Regions from separate parts of the Homo sapiens genome. Here region 1 is linked to region 2. Evidence: read pairs that join two places in POLR2A ChIA-PET (ENCODE). Cell type or tissue: PC-9. All regions are shown on one strand. Region 1 overlaps ADK (adenosine kinase). Region 2 overlaps ADK (adenosine kinase).

What was found. ChIA-PET counts read pairs that join two places held together with the same protein. Peaks named below come from ENCODE experiments on the same cell type or tissue, not always from the same donor. Only the 100,000 strongest peaks of a DNase experiment are listed, where the experiment ranks them.
Region 1: POLR2A ChIA-PET joins it to region 2 with 5 read pairs; 3 of 35 experiments call an interaction of 5 or more read pairs at or near these places.

The regions. Positions count from the first base shown.
Region 1 is chr10:74,662,123-74,670,122 of GRCh38, forward strand. The region is part of intron 9 of ADK (adenosine kinase); the gene reads left to right. Among named protein-coding and RNA genes, the nearest start is that of ADK-AS1, 140 kb to the left of the region's middle. In PC-9, no CTCF peak of the experiment used is centred here; no DNase peak of the experiment used is centred here.
Region 2 is chr10:74,471,307-74,479,306 of GRCh38, forward strand. The region is part of intron 6 of ADK (adenosine kinase); the gene reads left to right. Among named protein-coding and RNA genes, the nearest start is that of ADK-AS1, 54 kb to the right of the region's middle. In PC-9, no CTCF peak of the experiment used is centred here; no DNase peak of the experiment used is centred here; H3K27ac peaks cover 1,434 bases.

The DNA of each region.
Region 1 (8,000 bases), 190 kb after region 2:
CAGAAAATAGGTAGAACAGATATTATCTTCATTTTTTAGGTAATAACACTGAGTTTAAATTACATTGTGGCTTGCCCAAGGATTCTTGGTAAGTAGCGTTATTGACCCCACCCTCAACCCCTGCCATTCCAGTCCATTGTCCGTTCTCTATCAGGCTGCCAAAATAATTTTCTTTTGAGACAGGGTGTTGCTCTGTCATGCAGGCTGGAGAGCAGTGGCACAATCATAGCTCACTGCATCCTCAACCACCTGGGCTCAAGCGATCCTCCCACCTCAGCCTACTGAGTAGCTGGGAATATAGATGTGCACCACCACATCCAGCTAATTTTTCCATTTTGGGTAGAGATGAAGTTTTGCCATGTCTCCCAGTCTGGTCTCAAACTCCTGGGCTCAACCAGTCCTCCCGCCTCAGCCTCCCAAAGTGCTGGGATTATAGACATGAGCCACTGTGCCCAGCAATATTTTCATATCAAAGATGAGATTGCATCACTCCCTTATTTAAAACTTTCCAACAGTTTCCCATTTTACATAGAATGAAATCCTGCAAAACCCCCACATTCAGTATACTCCAGGTACAGTGGCCTTCTTTAGCTTCAGCAGTCTTAGTTTGCCAAGCTTGTTGCTAGTCTGGGGCCTCTGCACTTGAATGTTCTACCCCTGGAACTTCACATGGCTTGTTCCTTCTTACCCTTGAAATCTCAACTCAAATATCACCTCCTCAGTGAGGAAGTAATACCTATGTAAATTAACTCCCCTCCCTTGTCACACTTCATCATATCATCCTGTTTTATTTTCTGTATGGCACCTATTAATATCTCAAATTAGGCCGGGCATGGTAGCGCATGCCTGTAATCCCAGCACTTTGGGAGGCCAAGGTGGGTGGATCATGGATCACTTGAGCTCACGATTTCAAGGCAAGCCTGGCCGACATGATGAAACCCTATCTCTACTAAAAGTACAAAAAGTTAGCTGGGCATAGTGGTGCACGCCTGTAATCCCAGCTAAGAGTAGCTGAGGCACAAGAATAGCCTGAACCCAGGAGGTGGAGGTTGAAGTGAGCCAAGACCACACCACTGTACCCCAGCCTATGCAACAGAGCAAGATGCTATCTCAAAAAAAAAAAATAATATATATATATATATATATGTATCTCAAATTAGCTTGTTTATATATTTGTTACTTGTGTATTGTCTATCCCCACTAGAATGTTGGCCTCATAAAAGCAGAGTTTTTATCCTATTCACATCTGTATTCCCAGTCCCTAATAAAGTACCTGACACATGGTAGAGTCTTAATAAATATTTATTAAATAAAATAGCTAAGCCCGAACTAGACTAAAACTATGGCTTTTTTGCTCCTAATCAAGTGTACTTCCCATGAACATTTAATTTTTCCTACTTTTTGTGGAAGCACTTATACCTTTGGAACTACAGTAAGAATTGATGTTCAGAATAATGACATTAAGATGTGCTGTAGGATTCTCTATTATCAAAGAAAAATTTTATTCAGTTCAATAAACTAAACTAATTAAAGCAGGGATGTCATGGCATATTATTATATTAACACATTTAGAAAGATTTCCAAATAAAAAGACTTTCTGCTTTTTCTTTAGTTAACTAGAAAATTAAATTAACTCAGAGCTCTTTATGCCTCAAAAGTCCTTGTTAATTAGGATTGTTCTATAAATCTCTATTATTAGCAGAGTTCATCATCTTTTTTATTGCCCTGTTTATTAGGGCAGTCTAAGCAGGGTGTCTTTGCTCATATCCTGATATGTGTGTCCTAGTGAAAAGAAAAGCATTTCCGGATTCTCATTTTTTCCCTATTCCTTGATATAGGCATATTTCATGCTGTTAGTATAACAATTTAGTTTCCTTCTATCAGTTCTCTCCATAAAGCTGGAATGATATTATTGACCTATGAAGCAAAATAATTAAATTTAAGGTCTGTTTAAAAGCATTAATGCTTTGTGACGTTGTTTATGATAATAGAAGATTGAAAATAGCCTAAAAGTCCATCAGTAAAGGATTGGTTAAATAAATTATACTATATCCATGTAGTGGACTATTATGCAGCAATAAAAAATAATGAGGACATTCTCTGTTTACCAATATAGAAAGATATCCAAGATTTTAAAATATGATCCAGAGTAGCCTAGATAGTATGATACCTTTTTTTGTGTGGGTGAGGGGAGGAAAAAATTAAGAATGTAGTTTATTGTATATGCATAGAAAAATTCTAGAAGGATATATAAGAAAGCAATAACAGTGATAACCAGATTGGGAAGTAGAAGGAGCAGAAACCAGCTGAAGGGCAGAGATGAGGAGAGGGAGATTTTATAGCATAGCTTTTCATATGTTTTATATTTTTGAATCATACGAATACATTACCTACTCAAAAAGTTAAATTAAAAACAAGCACAACTAAAAGTAATATGTGGCCAGGCATGGTGCCTCACGCCTGTAATCCCAGCACTTTGGGAGGCCAAGGTGGATGGATCACTTGAGGTCAGGAGTTCAAGACCAGTCTGGCCAACATGATGAAACTCCGTCTCTACTAAAAATACAAAAATTAGCCGGGCATGGTGGTACACACCTGTAGTCCCAGCTACTCAGGAGGCTGAGGAAGGATATCGCTTGAACCTGGGAGGTGAAGGTTGCAGTGAGCCAGGATCGCACCACTGCACTCCAGCCTGGGCGACGCAGCGAAACTCCATCTCAAAGAAAAAAAAGTAATATGTGATTCTGGACTGAATTCTATACCAGATGAAAAATATTGCTATAAAATACATTAGGACAATTAAGAAAATTGAACTGTGGACTATAGATTAGATTAAAATGTTGTTTTCTGTGTTTATCAACTATAACCTGGCTAACAGAATATCATCACTCTTAGGAAATACACACTGAAGTATTAAGGGGTAAAAGGCATAATATATACCACAAATGCTAAATAAAACTTTGAAAGAATAAATAATGTTATATATATGGGAGGAATGATCAACTAAATGTGGCAAAATGTTAAAAAATGGTAAATCTGGATAAATGTTGCATAGAAATTGTCTGTATTTTTCTGGGAACTTTTCTGTTAATTTAAAATTATTTCTAAATAGTTTTTTAAAAGAAACAAACAAAAACATTTTAATACTATGGATATTACCTTATTATAAGCAATGGCATAAGAATGTGAAGGGTTCTGGTTTTTACGTAGTCATACTTTTCACTTTCTGGAGAAGTTTTTACCATCACTTTTCTGTTTCTTCCATGCCTATTGATGCTGGGTCAGAGGCAGTGGCAGGGGTAGTGACTGAATTTTACCTTGAGGTTGAAAAACACCAGGCCAAGTGTGGTGACTCATGCCTGGTGTTTAGGAGGCTGAGGCAGGAGGATCACTTGAAGCCAAGGGCTCAAGACCAGTCTGGAGAACACAGCAAGACCCTGTCTCTACAAAAAAAATTTAAAAATTAGCCAGGCATGTTGGCTTGCACCTGTAGTCCTAGCTGCTCAGGAGGCTGAGGCAGGAGGATCCTTTTAGCCCAGGAGTTTGAGGCTACAGTGAACCATGATCACACCACTGCACTCCAGCCTGGGAGGCAGAGTGAGACCTTAGCTCTTGAGAGAGAGAGAGAGAGAGAGAGAGAGAGAGAGAGAGAGAGAGAGACAGACAGACAGAAGGAAAATGAAGAAAGGAAGGAAAAGGAAGAGAGAGAGAAAAGAAAGAAAGAAAAACACCTGCCTACCTGCCTTTCAACCTGCTGGATCACCTTCACTTGTATCTTCTCAACAGTTTAGGACATCAACAAAACAGTAACAATGTGGCATTTTAAAAATTCTTTGAACAAAATTTTCTAAGGATATCGTGAGGTTGTGTGTATCTAGTGCTAAAATATATAGTTAATTTAGTGGAGGTAAACCTGCAGAAACATTTAATTGTTTGGCATTGAGTAACTGGATTTGTATTATTGTTCAATTAGATATTGTGGCAATTGTAGAAACTTAACCATCTCTAATATAATTGACTTTCATTATTGATGCATGAAGATGTTTTTATTCTAATTAGATTGGCCTCTTAAGTGATTAGGTAGTGAAGCTTGTCTCATATTTAAGTGAAGAGTAAATTATTTGTATGAAGTGTCTAGAGGATGCCTAAAATTGATTATTTTGTATTCTAGGTAAGCTAAATTTTATTGTTTTGAATGAAGGCACTCTGCAAGTCTTATCTAATAAATGACACAAAACAAATCTGTTATCAACTGAATTGTTAGTGTTTGTTTCCTGTCTGCTTGGGGAAGCTTATGATTTAGTGGTTTTTTAGAAATCCAGAAAGTAGGAATAATAATTATTCCCAACCCTTTTCCTTCTCACTTTACAAAAAGTTTGTGAAGAATTGAGAAATAAATGCTACGAATAATCTTAAGCTCTTAGGTAGAAGTACTTGATCAAAACTAACCAGGTCATTTTTCTACAATTAGTGCAGAAAGCTAGTTTTTACTAATTGTTCCCACAGCTACTCCAGGCCCATTTCATGCCTAAGAAAACTAGGTCCCAGTGAGAGTCATGTGAGTGTTGTAGGCTTCATTGGTTGAATAACGTCCTTACCTGTAAGTGTATATTCAGATTTAGTGAATGTACTTCATGTGTTCATATAATAAATTTCCTAGAATAGCTATGGAGTAGGTCATGCCGGTAAAAACTGTTAGTTTTGTGACTTTTTTTTTTTTTTTTTTTTGAGACTGAGTCTCACTGTTGCCCAGGCTGAAGTGCAGTGACATGATCTCTGCTCACTGCAACCTCCGCCTCCCAGATTCAAGTGATTCTCGTGCCTCAGCCTCCCAGGTAGCTAGGATTACAGGCACATGCCACCATGCCCAACTAATTCTTGTATTTTTAATAGAGACAGGGTTTTACCATGTTGGCGAGTCTGGTCTCAAACTCCTGACCTCAAGTGATCCACCCGCCTCAGCCTCCCAAAGTGCTGGGATTACAGGCATGAGCCACTGTGCCCGGCCATGACTTTTTATAATAGATCTGTAAACCAGCTTAAGTCATTTGAAAATCAGAGCATACTGAAAATGTAATAAAACATAAATATTATTGAAGATTTTTCAGAGTCATCATTTTGAAAGGAGTTCTTGTAGTTCTTTAGATAATAGAAAATAATGAAAACTGAGTTTATGACGCATCTTTTGCATATATGATATTCTTATATACTTATCTGTACTGATAAGTATAAAAAGGTAGAAAATAATTCTACTTTGTATTTCAGGAAATTGAGCTTCATATGAAAACTAAGGATAAAGTATCTCAATGATGTGTGTGTGTGTATATATATATATATATCTCCAGAAAAAATCATTATAAAGCTGCATTTATGTAGAATTTTCAGCAATTTAGATAAATAAGTCATGATTTTTTTTTTTTTTTCCTCCGAGAGGGAGTCTCACTCTGTCGCCCAGGCTGGAGTGTAGTGGTGCGATCTTGGCTCGCTGCAACCTCCACTTCCTGGGTTTAAGCAATTCTCCTGCCTCAGCCTCCAGAGTAGCTGGGATTTCAGGCATGTGCCACCATGCCTGACAAATTTTTTTTTGTATTTTTAGTGGAGCCGGGATTTTACCATGTTGCCCAGGCTGGCTGAACTCCTGACCTCGTGATCTGCCCACCTCCACCTCCCAAAGTGCTAGGATTACAGATGTGAGCCACCATGCCTGACCAGAAGTCATGATTCTTAAGAATAAAATTCAAAATAATCTCTTCCGTTGTCGATTAGGTTCTGTTCATAAATAAATATTTATGCAGTCAAAAATGAATAATTGTTTTCAAACGAGGAGCTCAAGGAATTCTATGTAATTTTGGTTTACTTACTATTTATATATAATTATTTTCCAATCTGTAAGTCTAGTGATTAATTCTTATATTACCTAAAATGTTTTATAGACATGTTAGATTATTACATAATGTAAATGTATTGTAAATAGTAATGGTTTCATTAACTTGAGCTCATTTTACTTATTTAGTACCTGTTTGGTTTTAGTTTATAGTTGTTATTTCCCTGTATAGTGTAGCTTGTACTTGGAAGTAGTAAAACCAGATTTCTTTATAAGTATTTATGGTACAGACCTTTTCCTAAATCAGACTGCAGACCTTTCCTGAGTATTTCTAATAAAGTCTGCTTACATTTTTTTTTTGGCCTGCATAGTAGTTTGTGCTATATATACTCTCTAGAAAATGTAATTCTGGATATTTGTGCCATAACTTTCAATTAATCAAAATCTTGTCAACTGCCATATAGGCCCTCATGTTACAAAATGTGGAAAGTTCAGTTACTTAAAGAGTTTGGCTGGGCATTGTGGCTCACACCTAATCCCAGCACTTTGGGAGGCTGAGGCAGTCAGATCACTTGAGGTCAGGAGTTCAAGACGAGCCTGGCCAACATGGCAAAACCTATCTCTACTAAAAATACAAAAATTAGCTGGGCGTGATGGCACATGACTGTAATCCCAGCTACTTGGGAGGCTGAGGCAGGAGAATTACTTGAACCAGGAGGCGGAGGTTGCAGTGAGCTGAGATCACGCCACTGCACTCCAGCCTGGGCAATAGAATGAGACTCCGTCTCAAAGAAAAAAAGTTTAAGCCAGATGCAGTGGCTCATGCCTGTAATCCTAGCACTTTGGGAGACCAAGGCAGGAGGATTGCTCGAGCACAGGAGTTTGAAACCAGCTTGGGCAACAAAGTGAGACCCTGTCTCTACCCACCCGCCCCCCAAAAAAAAGCAAAAAATTGACCAGCTGTGGTGCTGCGTGTCTGTGGTCCCAACTACACAGGAGGCAGAGAGAATCCCTTGAGCCCAGGAGGTCAAGGTTGGAGTGTGTTATGATTATACAACTGCACTCCAGCCTGGATGACAGAGCAAGACCTAAAAAAAAAAAAAAGATTTTAAAAAAGATTGACTAAGTGAATGAGTCCTCTTCTTGAATATCAGTCATTCCAGGAGAGTATTTTCATTAACATATTTATGTCTCTTGTTGAAAGTATCCATTAAGAGCAGGTAGCAAAAGCTAGACAGAATATGCTTTTGAAGATTCTCTATGCTCTTTATTAATACCTTTCTTAAGTTTCTCAAGATCTCCTTTTGCCTCCCTCTTGATCTTAAACGAGACTGAAGTTTAAGAGTCTTTAGCCACTCTGTCCCCATAGGGATGCAAATTTATGATTTCAGAAGTTCCAGCCCCCAATAAGAAGCACTGTCCAATCGTTTGCAGATGTATCTTGTAAGCCAGATTTCATGACAGATAAGTCCATTCCACTGTCATGTGCCATGTTTAAAGTACTAAATTAGGTTACTCTGTAGTCAAAACAAGTAAGCCCTGGTCCAGACTACTCTAGGGCAAAATCCCGTTGCACTGTCCCTTTTGTTCTGCCCATGCATTCAGTTGTAGCTTTCCCTTTTGCCAGTTGACAGATAGTGACTTCTTTGCAAAACATAACCAGATTAGGTTATTTTTAGTAAACCAACTAAAATAAAAAATTCTTGACATTGGGAAGAAGTATTTTAACAGAATAATAGTAATGTTTTTATTGTGCCATTGTGATTTTCTATAAAGAAACACCCAATATTCATTATTTATATTTTTTTAAATTTACAACTCTTTAACTGTATCCAACATTTCACTGCCAGGAATATAGTCAGGCTCGAAGCTTTTTTAGAAACCCATGATCCAATCCATACCAACACTTCCTTTAGTTTATGGCTTCTGTTCATTTGCACTGTCCAGAAAGGTACTGCTACCATTTGTAGTCACTCCAAAAAAAAGTGTGAACTACCTAGGTATAACTCTCATAAGACGTATACAGCAGCATCTGTATGCTGAAAGTTACCAAAAAAGTATTACTTGCAGATGATTTTGCACCTTAGTTCCCAAGTGCCCCTGTACAGAATATGGAGCTTATGTCCTGTCTCTCTTTGAATGATGAGTGATGAAGGAGCTTCAGATGTTACTGGGT
Region 2 (8,000 bases):
CTCGTGATCCACCTGCCTCAGCCTCCCAAAGTTCTGGGATTACAGGCTTGAGCCACCATGCCTGGCCTATCAGTACTATACTGTTTTGATTGCTGTTGCTTTGTGTAATATGTTTTGAAATCAGGAACTCTGAGGCCTCTATCTTTGTTTTTCTTTCTTGAGATTGTTATGGTATTTGGGGGCCTTTGCAGTTTTATATGAATTTTAGAATTTTTTTCTATATCTGCAAAAAAATGTCATTGGGATTTGTATAGGAATTGCATGTGCAAAGGAATCTGTACATTCCTTTCAGTAGTATGGATATTTTAACAGTATTAAGTTCCAATCCATGAACACAGGACGTCTTTTCATTTATTGGTGTCTTCTTTAATTTCTTTCATCAATGTTTTGTGGTTTTCAATGTAAAAATCTTGTGCCTCCTTGGTTACTCATAAGTATTTTATTCATTTTTAATGCTATTATTAATATATTTGTTTTCTTAATTTTCTTTTTGGGTTGTTCATTGTTAGTATTTTCAAACACAATTAATTGTTTTATGTTTATTTTGTGTCCTGCAACTTTGCTGAATTTATTTATTCCTCCTAATAGGTTTTTTTGTATGTGCAGTCTCTAGGCTTTTTATACATACAAGATTGTGTTATCTAAAGAAATAATTCTACTTCTCTGTTTCCAACTTGTATGCCTCCTATTTCCTCTTTCCTTTCTTTCTTTCTTTAGCTGACTGCTCTGGATACAACTTCCAGCACTACTGTGTTGGGCCTGGTGGTATGCTCCTGTAGTCCTACATACTTGGAAGGCTAAGGCAGGAGAATCACGAGTTCAGGAGTTCAAGGTTACAGTGAGCTGTGGTCATACCACTGCACTCCAGTCTGGGTGATAGAGCAAGATCCCGTCGGTAAAAAAAAGTGGCAAGGGGGGCATCCTTGCTTTATTCATTGTCTTTGAGGGAAAGCTTTCTGTTTTTTACCATCGAGTATTATATTACCCATCGGCTTTTCATATACAGTCTTTATTGGGTTGAGGTGATTTCCTCTGTGCCTTTTTTTTATTTAATTATAAAAAGATGTTGAATTTTGCCAAATAGTTTTTCTGCATCAATAGAGATGTCATCTAGTTGTGATGTCTGATAAGATTCTTCTTTCTGTAAGTCATTTTCCTCCCCTCCACTCCATTTTTTAGCTTTCCTTTGGTTTGTCAGAGAAGCCAGGTCTTACATTTGTCTCATATAATGTTCTACAAGGTTCAGTGCTTCCTTTTGTAGTGTTGTTCCTCTATCACCTAATTTCCTAATAAGACCTAGAAATGCATTGTCGTCTGGTAGCTACTAGCTACATGTGGCTCTTTACCTGTACATTTTTAAAAATTAAAGTTTAAAATTTTCAGCCATTGTAGCCACTTATCAAGTGCTCATATAGCCAAATAGGGGTAGTGGCTACCATATTGGATAGTGAAAAGGAACATTTCCATCATCGCAGAAAGTGGTCTCATATAAAGAACTGATATGACAGTGTTTTTTCCATACTCTATTTTGTCTTTTTCCACATGCCAGCTATCTCAACACCATTTGGGGCTATTTTTAGATGTCATAATTTTAGCCAATACTAATGGGTATTTATTGATATCTCATTGTGGCTATTTTTTCATCAATAGTTTTTTGTTTGTTTTGGGGGGCAGATTTTGTTTGTTTGTTTTCATTTTTTTGAGATAGGGTCTCACTCTGCCACCCAGGCTGGAAGACAGTGATGTGATCATGGCTCACCGCAACCTTGAACTACTGGGCTCAGGTGATTCTCCCACTTCAACCTCCTGAGTAGCTGGGACTGCAGGTGTGCACCACCATGCCTAATATAAATATATATATATACACACACATACATATACACACAGACACACACACACACACACACACACATATAGAGAGAGAGCCACTGTGCCTGGCCTAAATAGTTTTATTTTGAAATAATTTTAGATTTATAGAAATGTTCTAAGATAGTAAAAATAAGTTCCATGTACTCTTCACCTAGCTTCTCCTAATATTAACACCTTAAATAACTGTAGGATCTTCATCAAAGCTAAATTAACATTGGTACAATACCATTAACTAAACTACAGGTTTATTTTCCCAGTTTCTTAAGTAATGTCCTTTTTCTGTTCCAGGATCTGTTGGAGGATACTACTTGACATTTCATTGTCATGTTGCTCTGTCTTGCCTTCTCTTTTGTGGCCTTGACACTTATGAAGAGTAGAGGTCAGATAGTTTGTAGGATATCTTTCAATTTGAGTTTATCTGTTGTTTCCTTGTAATTAGACTGAAATTATGGGGTTTTGAGAATACCACCACTGAGGTGATTTTGCTTTCCCAATGTATCACATCAAGGTGTACGTAGTATCAATCTGTTACTGTTAGTGTGAACCTTGAACATCAAGTTAAGGTGGTGTCCATTGGGTTTCTCCATTGTCTATTTGTTCCTTTCCATATACAGTTCATTAGAAATGAATCACTAAATCCACCCCACACTTGGGGGTGGGGGGGTAAATACAAAATGAATAGTGTTTAGAAACCTCATAGAGGAAGGATATAGCCACCACAGTAATTAATAAATATTAGTGGAGAGATATTATGAAATTATGCAAATATTCTAGTTTTTTAAAGTTTTACCCACTGATTTATAGCATTTATTAGTGGATATTGCCTATACCAATTACAACTATGGTGTTCTAATGGTGATTTTCTATTTCCCTCATTTATTCTATATTTAATAATTCAAATTCTTTAAGGAAGATTTGTCTCTTTGCTTCCATTTTTAATATTCTTTAATTTTTTTTTCGAGATGGGTTCTCACTCTATATCTCAGGTTGGAGTGCAGTGGTGTGATCGTGACTCACTGCTGCCTCAACCTTCTGGGCTCAAGTGATCTACCTGAGTAGCTAGGACTATAGGCATGTGCCACCACGCCCAATTAACTAATTCTTTTTTTAAGAGGCAGGGCCTCACTGTGTTACCGAGCCTAGTCTCAAATGCCTGAACTCAAGTGATCTTCCCTCCTCAGCCTCCCAAAGTGCTGAGATCACATGTGTGACCCACCACACCTACTCTGTATTCGTTTTTTACAAATTCAGTAGTCTTTTCTTTTCTTTCTTTCTTTTCTTTTCCTTTATTTTCTTTCTTTCTTTTTCTCTCCCCCTTTCCTCTCCTTTCCTTCCCTTCCCTTCCCTTTCTTTCCTTTCTTTCCTTTCTCTCCTTTCTCCCTCCCCTCCCCTCATTCTCTCTGTGTCATCCAGGCTGGAGTGCAGTGGCGAGATCATGGCTCGCTGAAACCTCAGCATCCTGGGCTTAATTGATCTCCCACCTTAGGCTCCCATGTGTGTGGGGGTGTGTGTGTGTGTTTGCATGTGTATGTAGATGGAATTTCACTGTGTTGCCCAGGCTGGTCTTGAACCTTCTAGGCTCAAGCAATCCTCACAACTCGCCCTTCCAAAGTGCTGGAATTACAGGCCTGAGCCACTACACCTGGTTTGTTTCCATTTTTCATAAATTCTGCCTGGTGCGGAGGCTCACGCCTGTAATCCCAGCACTTTGGGAGGCTGAGGTAGGCAGATCATGAGGTCAGGAGATCGAGACCATTCTGACCAACATGGTGAAACCCCGTCTCTACTAAAAATACAAAATTAACTGGGCGTGGTGGCACGCACCTGTAATCCCAGCTACTTGGGAGGCTGAAGCAGGAGAATCGCTTGAACCCGGGAGGCAGAGGTTTCAGTGAGCCGAGTTCACGCCACTGCACTCCAGCTTGACAACAGAGCAAGACTCCATCTCAAAAAAACAAAAAACAAAGCAAACAAAAAAAAACAAAACAAAAAACCCTTAATTGTCATTTATATCAATAGGGCTCATGGATATTTATTTAGTTCTTTGGGTTATAATCTAAAACTGTGTCACTTTTACTACTCAAATTCGAGATTTAACTATTGAGAGCTTTGTCACATTGGCTTCTGTATCATTGTGACAGACCTGTCATCTTTTTATTACTTTCTTACTTTCTGGCACTACAAGATCATCTAGACTTTCTGTACCCCAGCTTGTTTCTCCAAGGATCACTGGTTCACTTTATCAAAGAGAAGGACCAGGCATGGTGACTCAATTCTCTAATCCTAACACTTTGGGATGCTGAGACAGAAGGATCACATGAGGCCAGGAGTTTGAGACCAGCCTGGACAATGTAGTAAGACCCCCATCTCTTAAAAAAAAAAATTAGCCAGGCATAGTGACATGTGCCTGAGACCTAGCTACTTGGGAGGTTTAGGCAGGAGAATTGCATGAGCCCAGGAGGTTGAGCCTGTGTGAGCCATGATCATGACACTGCACTCCAGCCTAGGTGACAGAGCAAGGCCCTGTCTCTAAACAGAGAAAGAGAGAGAAAGAGAGAGCGAAGAGAGAAAGAGAGAAATAAAAGAAGAAAAGAGAGAGAGGGAGAAAGAGAAAGAAAAGAAAGAAGAGAAGAGAGAAAAAGGAGGGAGAGGGAGGGAGGGAGGGAAGGTAGGTGGGAAGGTGTTTCAAAACCAGCATCTGAGCACTGTTTTCTCGTAAGCTACTGGCAGTAATTGCTTCTAGGTTCTCTCAGCAGATAGAATTAGGAAATATGCTTATGTCTGCTAACTCATGTATACATAGACACACATTGTATTTAATCCTGTTACCTATGTGTGTTTATAATATATATAAAATCGTGAGTTTATAATGGTATCTCTTACTCTAATTCAGTACCACAGAGTTCATGCTAGCATTTCCCTTTGACTTATTTTAACTTCCTTCTCTGATAGTGAGAAAGCTGGCTCTGATTATTTGACATGTATTTACTTATTTATGCAAACCTAGTATACATATAAAGTCGTTTAAAAATTGCTGGCTGGGTACAGTGGCTCATGCCTGTAATCTCAGCACTTTGGGAGGCTGAGGCGGGCAGATCACCTGAAGTCGGGAGTTCGAGAGCAGCCTTACCAACATGGAGAAACTGCGTCTCTAACAAAAATACAAAATTAGCCGGGCGTAGTGACACATGCTGTAATCCCAGCTACTCGGGAGGCTGAGGCAAGAGAATTGCTTGAACCTGGGAGGCAGAGGTTGCAGTGAGTCAAGATCGTGCCACTGCACTCCAGCCTGCGTAACAAGAGCAAAACTCCATCTCAAAAAAAAAAAAAATTGCTGAATCATACCTCTGTGATAAACCAATTTACCAGAATACAATGCTTATATATAGTTCTTTTTGTCTTTAGCACTATAGTATGTAAAGGAAATACTGTTGGCTACAGTTATTTAGGGTCTTTTCATTCCCACCACTTTCAGTAAGTTTATTTCATACATATTTAATACATTTAGACTAATTTATCACAGTTTGCATTCCATCTTGGGTTCCCTTAACATCCTAATTGATATTTTTAAATTAGTATTTGCTGAAAGAAACCTAAAATATTGCTCCTTTACGGTAGTTGGTCCCTTCCACCTGCCAACCATGGGAAAAGTTAATCTGTTTTTCATCTCTGTAGTTTGGCATTTTCTAGAATGTCACATACATGAAATTATAAAATATGTAGACTAGTGGTTCTGGCTTTTTTTTACTTAGCAAAATTCATTTAAGATTCATTCTTATTGTGTGAATCAAGTTTGTGTTTAGTATGTAAAATATATAGTTTAAACCAGATATTTTGGGGCTGATTTCTGTTATTGTATGGTATGCTTTCTGTACTATGAGGATTTTTTAATTTGTTTCTATCTTTTGCCATATCCTCCCACTTTGGTTTGTGTGTATGTTTCTTCCAATAATTTGTGAGACTTGTATTTTTATTCAAGTGACCACATTTAGATCTGTAACTTCATGTAACATGATTAAGATTTTTTTATTTAAAAAAAGGTCTTTTGAGACATGGTCTCACTTTGTTGCCTAGGCTGGAGTACAGTGGCATGATCTCAGCTTACTGCAGCTGCAACTTCCCAGGCACAAGCGATCCTCCCACCTCAGCCTCCCGAGTAGCTGGGTTTACGGGTGCATGCCACCAGGACTGGCTGTTGTTTTACAATATGTTTTTAGAGATAGGGTTTTTCCATGTTGCCCAGGCTGGTCTCAAACTCCTAGGCTCACGTGATCTACCTGCCTTAGCCTCCCAAAGTACTGAGATTACAGTAGTGCACCACTGCACCTAGCCAAGATTTTTTAAAAGATAATAAGTATTCTTTTTCGGGGAATTCTTCATTCTCTTTTCCTAGAAGATTTTTCTTTCCCTTAGTGTTTTTAAGAATACTTAGACCTCAATTACATGATTTATCAGCTTTTCAGGATCTCCTTGACCCCTGGCTATAAAAGATGAGGAAATCTTTCTTACCCTCATAGTCTCACACCTTCCCTCTCCCAATTACTCTATTTTGTATATTTGTTCCCGAGATTTATAACATTTATATTGTTCTGTAACCAAACATATTCTCCTCCCTCCTGCAAATTTTTGATCTTATTCATAACAGTTAAAAGGCAATAAACAGAATCAATGTTTATAGCTAAGCCTTTCATAATAGTCATTTTATCTCTTGGTTTGCTGAGGTTTGTTCTGGTGGTTTCTTCAGAAAGTCACATAGAAACTATATTTCCCAAATTATTTTATGTTCTAAATTTTGTCTCTTCATTTATACTTACATGGTAGTTTGACCAGATACAAAATTAACTAGGCTATCTTTCCTTGAGGAGGTAATAGACATTGCTCTTTTATTATAGGGTTTTTTGGTTTGTTTGCTTTAATGAGATAGGGTCTCACTTTGTTGTCTATGCTGATCTCCAACTCCTGGCTTCAACCAATTCTACTGCCTCAGCCTCCCAAAGCACTGGGATTATAGGCATTAGCCACTATACCCAGCCTATCTTAGAACTGTATTTATTTATTTCTAGAGACAGTGTTTCATTATCACTCCCAGGCTAGAGTGCAGTGGAGCCATCACAGCTCATTGCAGCCTCAACCTCCTAGGATTAAATGATCCTCCTGCCTCAGCCTCCTGAGTGTCAGGGACTCCAGGCATGTGCCACCACACCTAGCTAATTTTTAAAAAAAATTTTCATAGAGATGAGTGTCAGTCTGTTGCCCAGGCTTGTCTTGAAGTCCTGGCCCCAAGCAGTCCTCCCACCTTGGCCTCCCATAATGCTGGGATTAAAGACATGAGTGACCACACCCAGCAATTCTTTAAATGATACTTTGAAGAACCTGAGCACGCACATATATTTCTTCCCTCTTTGTTAGTAACTCTCAGTTCCTTATCTAGCTTTATTTTTCTGTCACCTGGTGTATATATTCCTTGGATTATTTGTTTGCTGTCATCTCCATCTATAGAATGCAACTATCAATAGTAAAGGGATTTGGTCTGATTTGTTCTCTGTTGAATTCCAAATAGCTTGTTAGTGTTTAATACTTAGCATATAGCTAATACACATTTATTGAATTAATAAGGTCAGAATTCATGATTCTGCCCCATTCTCCATCCTTATAAGTACTTTGATGGGTTTGATTGCTTACAAAAGGATTCGTTTCACATTTTGAATTCCCGTGCCTTTACTCAGATATGTCTTGGTCTTCACTACTGTGTGTCAGTGTTGTGCTCTTTCCAACTATATTTTTCTGTGCTATTTCTAGAAAGTTCTTCCACATGTATCTTTTTTTAAAAAATATTTTTTTGAGACAGGGTCTTACTCTGTCTCCCAGGCTGGAGTGCAGTGGCATGATCTCTGCCCACTGCGACCTCTGCCTCCTGGTCTCAAGTGATCCTCCCACCTCAACTTCCCAAGTAGCTGGAACCACAGGCACGTACCACCACACCTATCTAGTTTTTGTATTTTTTGTAAAGACGTGGTTTCACCAGTTGCCCAGGCTGGTCTCAACACCCGGGACTAAGCAGAGCTCACCTCGGCCTCCAAAAGTGCTAGGATTACAGGCATGACCCATCGTGCCCAGCCTCACATATCTTT